2 separate regions of the Mus musculus genome follow, and region 2 is linked to region 1. Evidence: chromatin loops called from intact Hi-C (ENCODE). Cell type or tissue: left cerebral cortex. All regions are shown on one strand.

Region 1 (8,000 bases):
GACAAGGGTGGACCTTGGAGTGCTACAGACCAGCTCTATTTCTAGTCTCATCTCTACTTCTGAGTCCATGAAGATGGGAAGAGCACCCACTGTAGCTGCCCATCACCCAGGGACCAAGACCCACCAAGCCTTTCAGACCTTGGTGGGTTGATGACCCCCTGAAACCATGAGCCAAACCATATTCTTCTTCCCTGAAGTTGCTTCTACCACACATTTTGGCTGTAGCAACTAGAACAGTAACTAGATGCACACACCAGGGTGCGTAGCTACCTGACCAGTGTCCTAGACTGTATAGCTCAGCTCTCGACCAACAATGCTTCGCAGTAAACAAACACAGGCATCCTCTTCTGACCACCCACTGTTGGTTGGCCAGAGTTTAGCTAGTCTTGACTGGGATCAGCTGGATGCAGGTAGCTTCCCGTTATCTATAGTGCTAGAAGCAGCATATTTCTTCACAGAAAAGGAGTACTTGGTGAGAAGCCACAAGCTCCTCTCAAGCCTACTTCCATGTCTCATAATACCCTACCGGCCACAGCAAGTCCTATGGCTGGCTCAGTAGGCCAGAGCTGGAAAAGGCGACTCTTCTGTGAAGAGGTGGCTCTGGGGCATATCTCCCATGGTGCAGCACCTCCAAACCTTGAATAAAATACTCCCCACTTAAGAAAGAAAGGACCCCAAGGACCTCCAGAGATGACCAAAGGTATTTTATTTTAATTCAGCTAACCACACAGAAATACAAAATGACTTATGTAAGCCTTGTTTGCCTTCTCAGCACTCTAAGAACAGTGGTACAAATTAAATTCAAAACTTTAAAGCTAATAAAATTCAAAACAACATTAGCAGCACGCAAACGATTCTATTGTTTCATTGAATCTAAATTGCTGTTCTCAGCTTGCATAAGGCATTGACTGTTGAGGCCCAAAGTGAGTATACTATGTGTGCCAGGGGAAGACCTGCTTCCAAATTCTCTTCTCCAACTGAAACAGCACTCTTATGTCATCTGGCATGCACACCACACAAGTGCACTGTTGTATTTAGCCTGCTTCTGGATCTCTCTCATTAGATCATGACTGGAAATGAATTCCTACTTAGCCCCCCGGCTCCTACAAGCAGGATGAGTGGGAGGGGACATAAGCATGTGTTGTATTAAGGGACATCCAGAATAAATGGACCTTTTAAAAAGGTATTCCATTGAAACCTCAAAGTATTTAAAGCTCTCATTGAGAAGTCTCAGAGAAACCAACCCCTGTTTAAGGAACACTGAGACCAGAGCTATGGTTTGAATTCAGGCTTCAAAATTAAGGCACTGAAATGTGGTGGCCAGTGGGTAGTATCAGAGCTGGGGCCTTTAAAGGGTGTGACGGTGCTTTCCCTCGAAGTGTGACTGAGACCTTGAAGCAGACTTCACAGTCCACACAGTTGCCCTTCTGCCTCTGTGAGCTCACAGTTTTCTTCCTCTCAGGGATACACTGACAAGATCCCACCATGGAACGCAAAGGCAGCCAGGACACAACCAAACCTGCTGGCATTCAGGTTTGGATCTCCCAGCCTCCCAAACTATGAGACAACAACCTTCTCTTCTTCATCAATCCTCTAGTCTGAGATATTCTGCCATAGTAGCAGCATGGATTGTGACAGCGGCTTTCACACACTTCTTTGCACACAGTGGAGACACCCAGAGCCAGCCCCATCCACGATGTGCACCTGCATCTGCCCCTCCATGTCATTCTTATGGTTTCTTGTACTCACAGTTACCCACATTTCTACAATATCAAGCTTGTTCTGGGGCTCAAGCATGCCTTTGAATGACTGTTTAAAACACAGACCAAAAGCCAGGCGGCTGTGGTACACACCTTTGATCTCAGCATTTGGGAGGCAGAGGCAGGTGGATCTCTGTGAGTTTGAGGCTAGCCTGGTCTACAAAGGGAGTTCTAGGACAGTCAGGGCAACACAGAGAAACCCAGTCTCAAAAGGAAAACAAAAACAAAAGCAAAAAAAAAAAATGCCTAGAAGACAGGAGAGCCTACTTCCTCCACCCTCTTCAACCACTTGCATTCTTGGTGGGCCTTCCTGCCAGGGCACAGGAACAGACCCAACCAACAGACTCTTCCAGGAATCTCAGTCTCCAGTGACAGAATATCAGGAAGCAAAATAGTTGCTGCTGCTTCCTCTTGAAGTGAGTCCTGGAAGACTCCCCTCAGGCCCTCAGAAGCATCCCACCTCTGTCTGAGGCCACCCTTGCAGCCCATGCACTTCCCTCAACCCCAGGAAGAGTCCCATGGCTCTTTTTGTTCCTTTTTGGCTGAAGTAGCCAGAGTTGGTTTCAGAGCCCCGACTGATAAATATTCCAACGCGAGTTTCTAAACATAAACAGTCTCAAACAAGGCAATGATTACAGGAACAAATGTAACTGTGTTTGCCTTTAGGTTCCCAAAACAGAAGTGACCTCATTCCCAAATACTGTTTATACTGCATGTTCAGCGGCTGCAGCCCTGAGTTAACTCTTTCCCTGCCATTCTGCAGCCCCAGAATCTCCCCACTGCCAGGGATCAAGGTATAGCCACAGGAGGTCGCTTTCAGAATCCTCAAAACAGAGCCAAGTGCAAGTGCTACCATGTGCAGTCCTGCTCAGTAAACCTGGTCACTCTAGTACACAATGGAGTTGCCATTTTGTACACTGAAAACACAACAAAGGTGTTTCTCGAATATACTGGTAACAATATCGATAATAGTGGCAAACACCGGTGTGCCGCTATGCACGAGGCAGTGTTCTGGGGACAGACAAGTGTTAGCTTACTAGATCCTCCCAAAGGCCCTTACTGTTTTCTGCCCAATTTCCTATGTGAAGAACGAATAGAGAGATGCTAAGTAGCTTGTCCTGTTTGCTGGTAAGCAGCAGGGGGTGGGAGGGAGAAATTAAAGCCCATGAGATCCACCAATAGTTCCTGCTTCTATCCAATCCTTGTCCTGCCTTCCACATGACAAGGACATGCCAGACCAAGGTCACCACAGGCCCTGGAGAACAGAGTCCCCGCTTTTAACCCCCACATCACCTTATGGGAAGGGAGATGATCATCAGACGGCTCTCAAGGGACACAGTTCATTCCATTCTTTCCTTGTTACCAAGGGACCTAGAAAGCCATGAAGATAAAAGCAACGACAGTATGTATTTTACTTATTTTTAGACAGAGACTCCCTGGGTGCCCTGGCTAGCCCGTAACTTGTTATTTACAGGTTGGCCTCAGACTCACAGAGATCTACCTGCCTCTGGCTAGCCTGTAACTTGTCATTTACAAGCTGGCCTCAGACCCACAGAGATGGACCTGCCCCTGCTTTGCTTTCCTTATGTTTGATGTAAAGACGCTCGTTACGACACTCAGCTTCATGGTGTGCTTTGCAGATACTGTGCGAGCACACCTCAGGTGTCCATCCAGACTTGGACCCACTAGCTGGAACTATTAACTAAGTTCACTCAGAAAGATGTCATAAAGCCCTTCCTCTTGCCACATCCGAGATGCTGCTGGAAGGTTTTTCATATGTAACATGAGAATCTTTACTGCATTTATGCTCATTTCTAAAAATAGGCCTAAAGCATCCTCCAAGAAGAGAATGGGCATGTGAGTTTAAGGGAGAAAGAGCCTCACAGCTGATACTACAGCGTCACTTAGATTGATATATAGAGATATGTATAGTTCACATAGATGCTGTAACCAATTAGTATAGAAATTAAGTCAAAAGCACTTTGTACAAATCAATGAATAGATGTTTTTAGCTTAGTCTTAAGGAGCCTCAACTTAGCAAAGATGGCCTGCGTGGGGGAAAAAAAAAAAGAATAAAGACTTATTTTAAATTTTAGTTTTCTCCAGAAATAAAGTATTCAAATTAAAAACAGATGGAAGTGTCTTATTTCTTTATCCTTCCTCGAAATACCAGAAAGATTTCATACTTTAGGACTCATGAATTGCAATCCAGATACCTACACAGCAACTCAAGCCTTCAGAAGCATGCACAGAGAGAGAGAGAGAGAGAGAGAGAGAGAGAGAGAGAGAGAGAGAGAGAGAAATACAGAGAGAGACAGAGAGAGACAGAGATGGGGGAGGGACAGGGACAGGGACAGAGAGAACACGTGCATGAAAGCATACACGGACCCTTTAGTCAGATACCTGCTTTAGTTGTCTATAGTAACTAAACCAGTGTTCTCATACTGACGTACCTACAGCAGGCTAGAGCAATGGTTCAGCATTTGAGAGCACTGGCTGTTTTCCCAGAGAACCAGGATTTGATTCCCAGCACTGACACAGAAACTCACATCTCAAGTTCCAAGATATTTGATGCCGAATTTTGGCTTTCACAGGCCCCAGGCACATACATGGTACATGGAGATACATGCAAGGAAAACATCCATACGTACACTTAAAATAAAATTAAAACAAAATTAAATATCCAAGAATTTCATACCAGCCAGCAATGCAAAGACCTTCAGATGAGGGGCGCTCTTGCAGAGGGCCTAGCACCAACTGCTTGCCTAGTGAGGCCTATACTTTATTGGATGGAGTTTTTCCTCAGCTAATTTCCTTCTGTGCTCACACCCTCTGTCTTCCAGCTAGTATTCCTGGAGAGGCCAGCACAGCTCCTGTCTGAGGGGATTCTGTAGAGTCCTGCCTGACTGATTATCACAACAGATAACTCACACCCTGGCCAACAGCTAAGAAACCTCAAGGTGTAGGCTAGAAGCAAACCCATACCAACAAAATAAGAAAACTAAAGCGCAGAGGGGCTTCGAGGTCTGCGGAGGGAGCGGGGAGAAGAGGAAAGAAACAGTTGGAGAGATGTTCTCTGTGCTCAAAATAGAAATGCTGAGCACATGCAGCAGATTTCCATCTGCTAATCTGGAAAGTCACACTGCTTGGTCCTGATTCAATCAGCGAGGCTTCCTTCTCATATCCGCCAACGTGTTTCCACTGTCCCACACGCAGACAACACCTCCCATGAAGGTGCTTGGCCATTCGCTCAGGGGTGGAGCTGTAGCAACCTGCCCCCTGCCCAAACTACAGGCTCATTCCCAAGAGACTCTCTGCAAACCTTCCCAGAGGATATTCCTATGTTTTCAAAGCTTAAAAATAAAACCTAGACTCATATTGCCTTCAAAACGCATTCAAAGAGTAGGCAAGCTCTGTTTGGAATTCAGCTTTTTTTATCTCACTGTCTGAATCTTCTCTTCCAATCTTGTTCCCAATTTCAAACTCCCCTGGGGCTCTAGAGGCTACCTATGATAGGCACCAAGATTATAAATTATAAATCCATTGCCTTTCTTCAAAGAAAACAAAGCCAGCCATTTCCCATAACACCACATTTCCAAGCAGAGAGGGCTGGTGGCTTTTGGAGATTTTAATGTTTTATACTGATATATAATTTCAAAAGTATATGTGACTCCAAGTTATTCTTGGAAGAAAAGTCTTTAGAACACTCTGGGGTTCTTTGGCCTGTTGGGTTTCAGCTTTGTGGATCTGCACAAGGTCAGGACAGTGAACCAGTTTTCTTTATTCTCCTTCTTGGCTACCACCGATAAACACTGAAGTGACCCATAGAGACTCAGGTAAAAGACAAAACAGTCACAGGGTTGTCACAATCGTTCATTTTGATTTGTTTTGAACCAGGGCCCCACTAGGTAGCCCTGGTTAGCCTGGAATTTGCTTTGTCACCCAGGCTGGTCTTGAACTCACTGCCTCTACCTCCCAAATGCTGGGATTAAAAGCTGGACCTCAAGATGGCTCACTGCCTCACTTCTCCAATATGTAATTGAATACTGAATACCTGAGTTCTGGCTTTTTGTGATCTTTATTTCAATTCCTACACAGGTCTCAAACTCTCGAGCCTCGGATCCCCTGCTTTTACCTCACTGAGTGCTGGAATTATAGGTATACATCACCATGTCTAGTGTTTATGCTGTGATGGGGTTCAAACCCAGCTTATAGTGCATGTTAGGGAAGCACTCCTCCTGCTAAGCCATGCCCCAGTCCTTCTTAGGACAGCTTCAATTTATCACTGCATCCTTGTTCTGCCAGTGATGTGGCACCAGGACAAGACACCTAATGTAAGGGACCAAGCTTTCCCCCTGTAGGGCTTAGGGCATAACATGGACAACCATTTATTACACAAATAGCTCTTCCGTTATTATCCCTGCCATTTATTTAAAAAAGAGGTACATTTACTTTGAAAATTTCCCTTAAAGGGGGGAAAGGAGCATCAGGGCAAAGTTCACATGGCCTGTGGTGCATCCAAATAAGACGGCCTCATCTAAGGCCCTGCAAGCACCCAACACAAAACATGCCCATCTGTGTTCAAGCAAAATCACAACGTACAGGCTCACAGAAAGAGGGCATCTGTGCCCCAGCTCTTCAAGGATGCAGTTGGATGGCTGGATGCTGGTTCTTAATGTTATCTTTCCAAGACTCTGTCACCTTTTCAACTCTCCAAGCTCTGCCCACCTCCATAGACTGGACACTAATCCCAATAAGATCATTTCTATTCCTTCTATCTGTGTCTATTTAAATTGATTACAGTTTTAAAAGAAGATTTCCAAAGACAGAAATATTTCCATTTTGAGAAATCAAAAGACAAAATCAAGTTATCCACTTGACCCATCAAGCCACCCCAGTTAGAGTCATTCCAACTGTTGCCTGGTCCTCGCCTCAGGGAGAAGAGGGCCCACAACTCCCACCGACACTGCTAAAGGCTTGCCACCCGTGGCAAGAGATCAAACTCAAAGCAGCTATCACTAGGAGGAGATGCTGCTCAAGGGCTGTCCTCTGCTACTGCAATTGCTCCTTGTTGTGCTGTAGTGGTTCAGTATCAGCTCGCTTCAAGTGTGCATGCCCATATGCGAAACACACACACACACACACACACTCTCACACACACAATTGCCCTTACATAACCTTGGCAAAATTTCCTTTTAGAAAGGGCATTCAGGGAAGAAAACCCCATCAAGGTACCACAACTGCCTCCTGGCGAGGAGCAGACCGACAGCTTCTGAATTGTGGGAAAGCATGCAACCAAGTCAGGGCTGAACTCACACATGAGGCAGGCTATGGTGTGCGGCGTATGGTGTATGGCGTATGGTGCACACCCGCAACACACAGTGGGAGTGTAAGAGTAAAAATCTGCATGTAGCTGCAGCAGTTGATACACCTCGGCTTCTGCAGGCAGGAAGTACACAAGGAACAGAGCAGAGTAGAGAACAAAGACCTCACCGATCTCATTGGGCATTGCCTTGTTCATATTACCCAGCCTGTGCCTGCTGCCCTACTCCTTCCTTTCCTAACAATATTACTTTCCATCTGGACTCCCAGTTGCGAGAAGCCTTTTCTGCAGTCCGCGAATGCTGAGTTCTGCTGAACTGCGCCCCCCTTTCCTGTCTTGCGCTGCTGTGGGTCTTGTTAGACACAGCTGCCTTTATCTTCCAGGATTTCACTGATCTTGTGGTCCACTGTGACGGAAAGCTGGAAACATTTCAGATAAAACCAGGTGTGCACAGCTGTAATCCCAGCACTGAGGGAGTGGAGGCGAGACGATCGGCAGCTCAGGGCCATCCTCAAATACATAATGAGTTTGAGACCAGCCCTACCCTATGAATAAGCCTGCCTCGGAAGCGAAACGAACATCCAGCACTGGGGAGGCAGGAGGATATCTGTGAGTTCAGGCCAGCCCATTCTACACAGTGAGATACGAAACAGGAAGGACTACATAGAGAGACCTCGTCTCAAAAAACCACCACCACCCCAAAAAGTGAAGCAAGCAAAGTATTCATGGAGAACAAGATGGCACCTTACAGTTTTATGTGCAGGCCTATGTTACAGGGGGACAGCAGCCATGAAGAGTGGACACTGACAGGTACCAGACCAGGACAGATAAATAACCCCTGATTATACCCTCAGGGGCCTTCCCACTGCAGCCTTAAAGGAGCACTCCTCTGTGGGCTTTGAGTAAACTGGCCTCTG
Region 2 (8,000 bases), 160 kb before region 1:
GCTTACTCAACAGAGGAGTCGCTTCAGTGCCACACTGTACATAGTTAAACTTTATCTACATACCACTTCAACCACATATTCATAAACAAAAACTTGTCACAGAACTTATACATTTCTATATTGGTTTATTGTCTGCCCGTTCCACCAGAATTTAATATCTATGCTAACATGCTTTTTTTTTTTTTGCCTCCTGGTTTTTAGCTAGATAAGTGAATGAATAAAGAAATGAATTCTTACAAAGGACAGAATTGCTGGACACTGTGAGCTCCTTTTATTTCCACATCCAGGAGAGGAAATAACCGAATGTTCCTTATTACAGACTATTCATGTTTCTATACTCATTCATTCTCTTTACACTGGTCAATTATTTACATCATGGTGTCTTGTTTTACAGGAGCACTGGCCATGGCCAAGGTTCTATAAAGCTTTCAGTTCCTTCTATCCTTCTATCTCAAGTTTTAGTCAACACCTTCAGAACTCTCATGACACATTTCTTCTTACCAACAGGGAAGCTAGGTGTGATATGTTTATAGGCTCACAGTTCTATGCCCCTACCTCCCACCCCCACTGCAACATTCAACACATTTGTGGAATACTTCTATGTGATTATTTGGTTACCTCCCTCCTGCCAAGATATCCATGCTGGCTTTATATCACTGTGATAAATACCTGAGATCAACCAACAGACTAAAGAAAAAGGGCTGGTTTTGACTCATCATTTCAGAGGTGCCTGCTGAGCTCATTTAGGCCCAAGGGGAGTCAGTACAACATGGCAGAAGTGGATACTGGAATAAACTGCTTGCTTCATGGCATCTGGAAATCAAGGAGAGATGGAGGGCTAGCATGCCCGCAGTGAGTTGACTTTCTCTAGTTCAATCTACCACCTGTCAATAGTTTAATGGGATGGGAGCTGTCTCCCTTTCATGGGCCTTTTGGGAGAGATCCAAGGGCCAAAGGATAGCCCCATCTTACTGAGTAGTAGGCAGAAATCATACTTTCCTGGTCCCTAGTGTCTGGCACAGTGCCTGGACACATAGTGATGGCTCAACCAGTTCTTGTTGAAAAATAAATAAAACATACTTCTAGGAAAATGCACTGCTATCAAATGGGTGGCATTGTATTGTTTATTCTTCTCGAGGTCTCAAGTTAGTGGGTGCTGAGTCAACACACATTCATTATTGAAATGAGCCTTTATGTGCTTCAAGCACATGCTCCCATCTTGTGTAACACCAGGGGGTCTTATTACAAGCTTTCTAGGAAATTAGCTGCCCTTGTTCCGTGCTTCTTGTATGTCCTGATGAAAAGGCAGTTTTATTTTTATTATTGACTATATTAGTTATTCTGGGACTAATGCATGATGGGTAGAAAATGGCTGACTTAGACTCAATTATGTGACTGGTCAGCATTAGTCTCTACATAGTATTTGTAAATATCTAAGCTCAAACTTGAATTGTCTTCTGAATACCTGGCACCCTGTATGCTCTGGGTAGTCTGTTGGAAAATCAGTGTTTTGTGACATAGGAGCATTAATGGGACATTGAAAATAATATGTGGTGAGTCCTCAGGCTAAAAGCTATTATTTGATGGCATACCTTAAAATTATTGGTGACTTACTGTGCAGAATACAATGTATCCCTAAGATTTTCCTTCCTGAGGGAAGTGGTCACTAATGAAAATAGAGGAAAAGAAAGAAACCCACTGCAGAAAAGATGTCTTTATAACACTCTGTAGTGGAGAAGCTGATCATTTGGGGAGACTTGGGGAAAAGTAGCAACTTCTTGGGACTCCAGAAGAAGTAGTCCTTGCAGAGAGGGGGTAAAGTCAGACATTCATCATTGGAATGTTAGCACTAAGCCCAAGCTGGAGTCCACCCGGACTTCATTCTACACTCGATCTAAGGTAAAAAAAAAAAGGCCGAGACGCGATAGATTGCACTCTAAAGCCATTTTCTTTTTATTGGAAATAGATTCTTCTCATACAATACATCCTGACCAGAACTTCTCTCCCTCCACTCCTCTGAGCTCCACTTCCACATCCCTTTCCCCCCAGATCCGCTCCCTCTCCATTTTTGCTTCAGAAAAGAGCAGACTTGAAAGAGACAACAACCAAACACAGCAAAACAAGATACAAGACAAGGCGAGAATCCTCCTGTTGAGGCTGGACAAGGTAACCCAATAGGAGGGGAAAAGTGCCCAAAATGTGAGAGATACAACTGTTTCCACTGCTAGGAGTCCCACAAAACCACGAAGCTGACTCCTATAATGCATATGCAGAGGACCTGGTGCCCACTCACGTAGGCCCAGTGTTTGCTGCTCCACTGAGCCCCTGTGATTCCTGCTGAGCCAAGTCGGTGGGCTGAGAGGTGCTCCTGATGTCCTCCATTCCCTCTGACTCCTACAGTCTTTTCTTCCCTGCTCCCCAATCTATGACGTGAGGGACCCTATAGAGATCTCCAATGTAGACTCTCTTGGTATCATATACAGTAATTTCTTTACACACAGCCTTCCTACTTTCTGCTGTCAGGATCTGCCACAAGGCAATTTTTCTTCACGTCTGGATTTCTTGCACAAAATTCCCCAAACTCCACAAAATTCAAGAGGATTCGCTAACTTACCATTCTTTTGGGAAAAGCCCAGCTAAGAGGTCTACGTCTACATGGAAGAGGCACTTTCCTCCTTAGATTGCCTGCCCCCTGCTCTCTCTAGCCAAAAGTTGTCCATCCAAAAATGGCTCTTTCCCCCCTGAGAGCTTGTCTGTCAATCTCTCACCTACCTAGTCTTCCTTGGGCATGGCAGATGCTGCATATGGGAACTTCTGGGACCTCCCCACACTCACCAAAGAGGAAGCTGAACAGTTTAGGCCCCTCTAGAAGAGATCCACACTAAAGAGTCTTCTGAGACTGAAGGCACAAGGCAGATGAGGATGCTCAGACAGGTGCAAGAATAAGCCAGCGTCTAGCCAGGCATAACCCTAATCCTCAGGAAGCCGAGGCAGGACTCTGAGGTCAAGGCTACTCAGGACTACATAGTAAGACTCTGTCACAAATAACAAGGACAAAACTTTAGAAGAGAATAGTGTGACTCTTCTCTATGCCCCCATGTTTAAAGAGTGGGGTTCCTGTGTTGGGTCTCACACGTTGTCTGCTATCTTTAGACCACACACATTTTTCTATGATGGCTTAGATTGGCGTCAAAACGACTGCCATGTCTAGTGCTATGACATCAATAAGCAGTTCACTTGTCACAAGAAGAGAGACCGCCTCCAGCTGCCTGTGCTTAATGGCCTTAAATGTACAGTTTTGTTTCAGCCTCCAGGAGAAACACAATCCTCCAATGCCAGCAGGGAGAAAGCCATTAGATCCGAACACGAATGCTACTTCTGACAACTTGACACTGTCCTACAGGTTTCCTTGAAAGGACTGGCCTACCAAATTTGGAACAAAGAATTTTACTTTCACTTTCTGCATTCGCTGCCTTTTCTAAAGCAGATAAGCTGTGTGACTAAGCTAATGCTTAAATCAGAGACACATAAATGGGAGAGAAGTTTGTTTCACATAAAAATTTCAAATTGTCATTCTTCCTTGTAAGACCAAATATATGATATTATATATTTATATATATATGATGATAATATATATGTATATATATACATATATACATACATACATACATACATACATACATACATATATATAACCATCTTGCCCTTATTTATTTTAATTTTTGCCATTTTCCCCTCACACAAAAACTGTTTGGCCAAGAATATATGAGATTAACAGTGATGCTTTGACTCCAGCATATAAACACACACACACACACACCAACACCTATGTCATATTATCTTGCATCCAAATCTTGGGCCCATTAGCTTATTCTGAATGTTTTCCAAGAAACCCACATACCAATAGAGTCCCCTCCCTGAAAAGCTAGTTTGCTATATAACCAATGAGATGGTTTTTGAGACTCTTATCAACAAGTTAGGAAAGTGACAATGCCCCTGTCTCAGCAGGAAGCTCACTATTGCAGTGTGACCCTTGCTGTACTGAAGTAAATGCTCAGAATGATTCAGAATCAGAAATAAATGCCAGCACACTCAGTACTGTAGAGTCAATTTCCCATTACAAGGAAGCAGAGTCGGGAGTCCAGAGGTGTGGATGCCCTTGGTCTCCTCTAGGGAGCAGTACTCTCAGTCTCCCGCTTCACTGCCAGGTCTACTATTTTGTTTTTGACTTGCTTTGCTTTCCTAAATGCAACACTTAAATGAGGTTCCCATCTAATCGGATGCCGCAGAAGAGTACAGATTTTTCCTTTGTCCCCTGAAAATCCCAACAAACGCCCAGCTTTGCCTTTCGTGCGGTACAAACCCCTCACGTTAACTATGGCAACGGGCACCCTAGGACAAAGCAGCTTTGAGGATGGACATAAGCCAGTGCCCTCTTTTACCAAATACAAACTAAGACCCAGCAACCTAAGCAGCGGGAACACCTTCGTGCTTTAGATCAGAGGTTACAGTCTAAAATCTGGTCCTCTCGAGAGCTTAGGAAAGAACTCACTGTGTGCAGTCCCAGCACCTCGGGCCTCAGAGATGCTCTGTCCAGGCAGCTCCTCTCAGCAGCGGGCTGGGGCTCTGTAATTGAAATCACGCATAGTCAGCCACCCTGTTATCAGAACACTCAGCAATAGCAAGAAAATTCAGGTTACTTTTATGTCCCTGGAGTTGTCTCTGCAAACAGCAAGCATCAAACACACCTCTGAGAAGCACTGAAGCTCAGCCCCTCTGTCAGTTGCCTTAAAGTACTCAGGGATGAGTGTCATAGGCACAGTCCCCTCAGAGAACAGTGTTTCATGGTCTCAGTTGCTTTGGGCATGCTACACAGACAATGCAGTGTTAGGGGCACATGAACTCAGGTATAGCCAGGGATTACCAACTTCAAAATAAACTTATTTATGTATGGGTGTATACACACACACACACACACACACACACACACACACACACACACGGAGGTGGTAAAAGAGAGAGAAAGAATACTATATTGTCAAAATACAGAAATTATTTTAAATAATAAAACATAGGGATTGTCATTTAGGAATCATATATTGGCAATGAACAGTACAACCTAAATTCACTCTCATAAAAATCAATAAAAGGAAATATTTTGCTGCATTCAGCTGAAAAAACAAGCAGGTAAAATAAGACAGAAGTCAGGCCAGTTTAGGGAAAGCAGAGATTTGCTTTCCTGTTTGACTTTCTGTGGCTCTCCTGACACAGGTTCTCTGCAGCTTCTCAGGCCATGTCTCGTATTTCAGTCACCCAATGTCAGCCTTGGTCCTAACAAAATATTCCAGTGTCTCCCAAGCCTGGATCTGTAAGTCCCTCTTTTGTGAAGTCTAACGAAATCACATAAACTAATCCAGGCTAGCCCAAGAGGTAAGGCTAGAGTTAACTTACACAAAACTGACATAGGAGGCGTTTGGAGCTCTTTGAGGAGGAGAAGCGGAAGAAGGGAATTATGAAAGGGAATCCACACATTTCCATCACAATAAGGCTCAACAAGAGGGGAAGGTTGACATGTAAGCATGCCTGGCCACGAAAACACTGGGCTAGGCCTTGGATTCTCAGCTACCGAGACCAGAAGGAGTGAGGCTAGATGAAGACCGTTTCCCTGGCCTGCTTCACTAGAGCTCTTCTCTATCAGCACAGGGTCCACTCCCTGAGGAAATGACTCAGAACTCCATTTTGGTTATGAAACTTATTCTGCGGTGTGTGAATTTCCCATCTTTCCGACTTTCGTTTGTCATCCAGACAGCTCTGCCAGAGGAGGCCCACATCACGGCTGGAAGCAAACCATGACAGATGTCACAGGCTGCCTCCCCAGTGTTCAGTCTGCCTCTCTCCCTCCAGAACCCTAATGTTGTCCGAAGCAGGAGCTCTCAGCTGAGGAGGAGAGGCGCAGAAGTTCTGTGAGGGGAGGTTCCTTGACAAAAGCCACACAGTGCAAGACCTAAACCGAAAGGAGCTGCCATGCTGGCCTGCCCTGCCTGCTCTTGGGCTGCCATTCAAGAATGAGTATGCTTGCTTAAGTCATCTAGAAGGGTTCCTTTAGGACACAGAACATAACCCCGAGCCAAGAAACTTTCACTAACACCTTGATAGTGAGATACTGAGATTGTGAGAAATCAAGACTCAAGTCAGGTCTCCTGACCTCCACCAGTGACAGTTCCAATCCTAGGCACTGCCCAAACAGTCCGTCCTCTGAATACCATACAAAGGGAACTTTCACATGGCTACTGCCACCGTTGAGCCTTATTGTGGTAGGGACGTGTGGATCCTTTTTCAAAGTTGCTAAAGCAGACTCGTACTGCAGACCTGTAACCCCAGCACTTGAAGATCAGGGGCTCTAGGAGATCTTCATCTACATAGCTAAATACAAGGCCAGCCTGAGCTACCTGAGACCCTAGCTTCAAACTCCCAAATGCAACAAAGCCTGCCTTCCTCTCCAGCCAGGGAGGCTATTTAAATGACTTGAGCCACAGTTCAAACAGTGGCGGAGGGCTCATTTTCCACCTTCCATTTTTTTCTTGTTTTCTTTTCTTTTTTTAACACGTGATTCTCAGGCATTCTAGTTGCTAAAGCAAGCCTGCCTTGGCTGAAGCAGAGGACACTTGTCTCATTTCTACACACTTCCTCTGCAGGGTGTCTAAGGGAGAAGCAGCTCTCCTCCTAAATCTTGTTGCAGAGGAGGTTTCTCCCTTGTTTCCTCCTTCACTGGGCTATTAAAAGCTATCAGCGCTCCCATGGAAGCTGAAAAACCTTTCCCAGCCAAGAGGAAACCGTACCCAAAGATGATTCCAGGGGATTAAGGGTTTAGCTGTGAAAAGCAAAAAGGCTTAAACGTTTAGAGGGAGATTTTTAAAAATGACATTTTTCTGACCTCAAAATGGAAAAGGAATCTTCGAAGCATATAAGGGTTAATCATAAAAAGAAAGATGGACGTATTTGCAACTGTAATATTAAGGTATGACAAAGAATGTTAAGAGGGGAGGGGTCTGTGAATGTCTCAGCAGATAAAGTCATTTGCCACCAAGCCCGGGGGCCTGGCTTTGATCCCTAGGGCCTATGTGGTGGACGGAGAGCATCAGCTCCAGAAAACTGTCCACTGACTTCCACTCGTGTGCTGTGTGTCGCAGGTGCATGATATCCACCCACACCACCCCCTGAAGAAAAGTAATATATTCAAAGTTAAAAAAAAAAGACAGGCCAAACAAGTATTCAAATTGTCTAAAGAAATGCTATGAATTGGTCATAAAACCAAGATAATAACAAAGCTAGTAATAGATCCCATGGGCACACTACAGAGGAGACAGGCAGACATGGAGGAGACAGGCAGGCTCGGAGGAGGAAAGCAGGCTCAGAGGAGGAAGGCAGGCTCGGAGAGGACAGGCAGGGTTGGAGGAGGAAGGCATACCACGGAAGAGGAAAGCAAGCATGGTGAATAGACAGATAAAAACTGAGCAATTGCATGTGTCATCGAAAATGCAACTTAAATGCCCAGGTTGGTACAAATCCATAGCAGCCCAGGATCAATTTCATCCTATGGCATTGAGCCCACACACCCACTGAGCTTCTATTGACATGGTCCAGTGCTGTGGTCTGGCTGATGTGTGCTCTCCATAAAATTTAATGCCCAGTGCAACACCATTAAGGCCTGTGGTTCTAGCACCATTATATAAAAAAAGACTTTGTATGCAAGCCCTCTTTTCCTTTGCATGTCTACTGTCATACCAAGTGTGTGTGTGTGTGTGTGTGTGTGTGTGTGTGTGTGTGTGTGTGTGTCCATGCACACATGTGCACAAGTTTGAAACACAGCGCGTAAGTGGAGGTTAGAGGACAACTTAGAGTTGGTTCTCTACTTTCAGCACATGGTTCCATTAGCTGAGGTCATCAGCCTTGGTGGTAACCATCTTGCTGTGGTTTGAATAAAACGACTGCCATAGGTG

Evidence for each region. Hi-C counts contacts between places; a loop is a spot of excess contacts. Peaks named below come from ENCODE experiments on the same cell type or tissue, not always from the same donor. Only the 100,000 strongest peaks of a DNase experiment are listed, where the experiment ranks them.
Region 2: it touches region 1 in a loop (5-fold over the local background); 2 of 42 quality-filtered maps call a loop at or near these places.

The regions. Positions count from the first base shown.
Region 1 is chr15:37,722,031-37,730,030 of GRCm38, forward strand. It overlaps a transcript of Ncald not described here. Among named protein-coding and RNA genes, the nearest start is that of Gm15942, 26 kb to the left of the region's middle. In left cerebral cortex, a CTCF peak has its summit at 4,481; DNase peaks (open chromatin) are centred at 999, 2,361, 3,401, 3,540 and 5 more places; H3K27ac peaks cover 7,247 bases.
Region 2 is chr15:37,558,839-37,566,838 of GRCm38, forward strand. It overlaps a transcript of Ncald not described here. Among named protein-coding and RNA genes, the nearest start is that of Gm24833, 41 kb to the right of the region's middle. In left cerebral cortex, a CTCF peak has its summit at 4,180; DNase peaks (open chromatin) are centred at 5,809, 6,704 and 7,134; H3K27ac peaks cover 2,451 bases.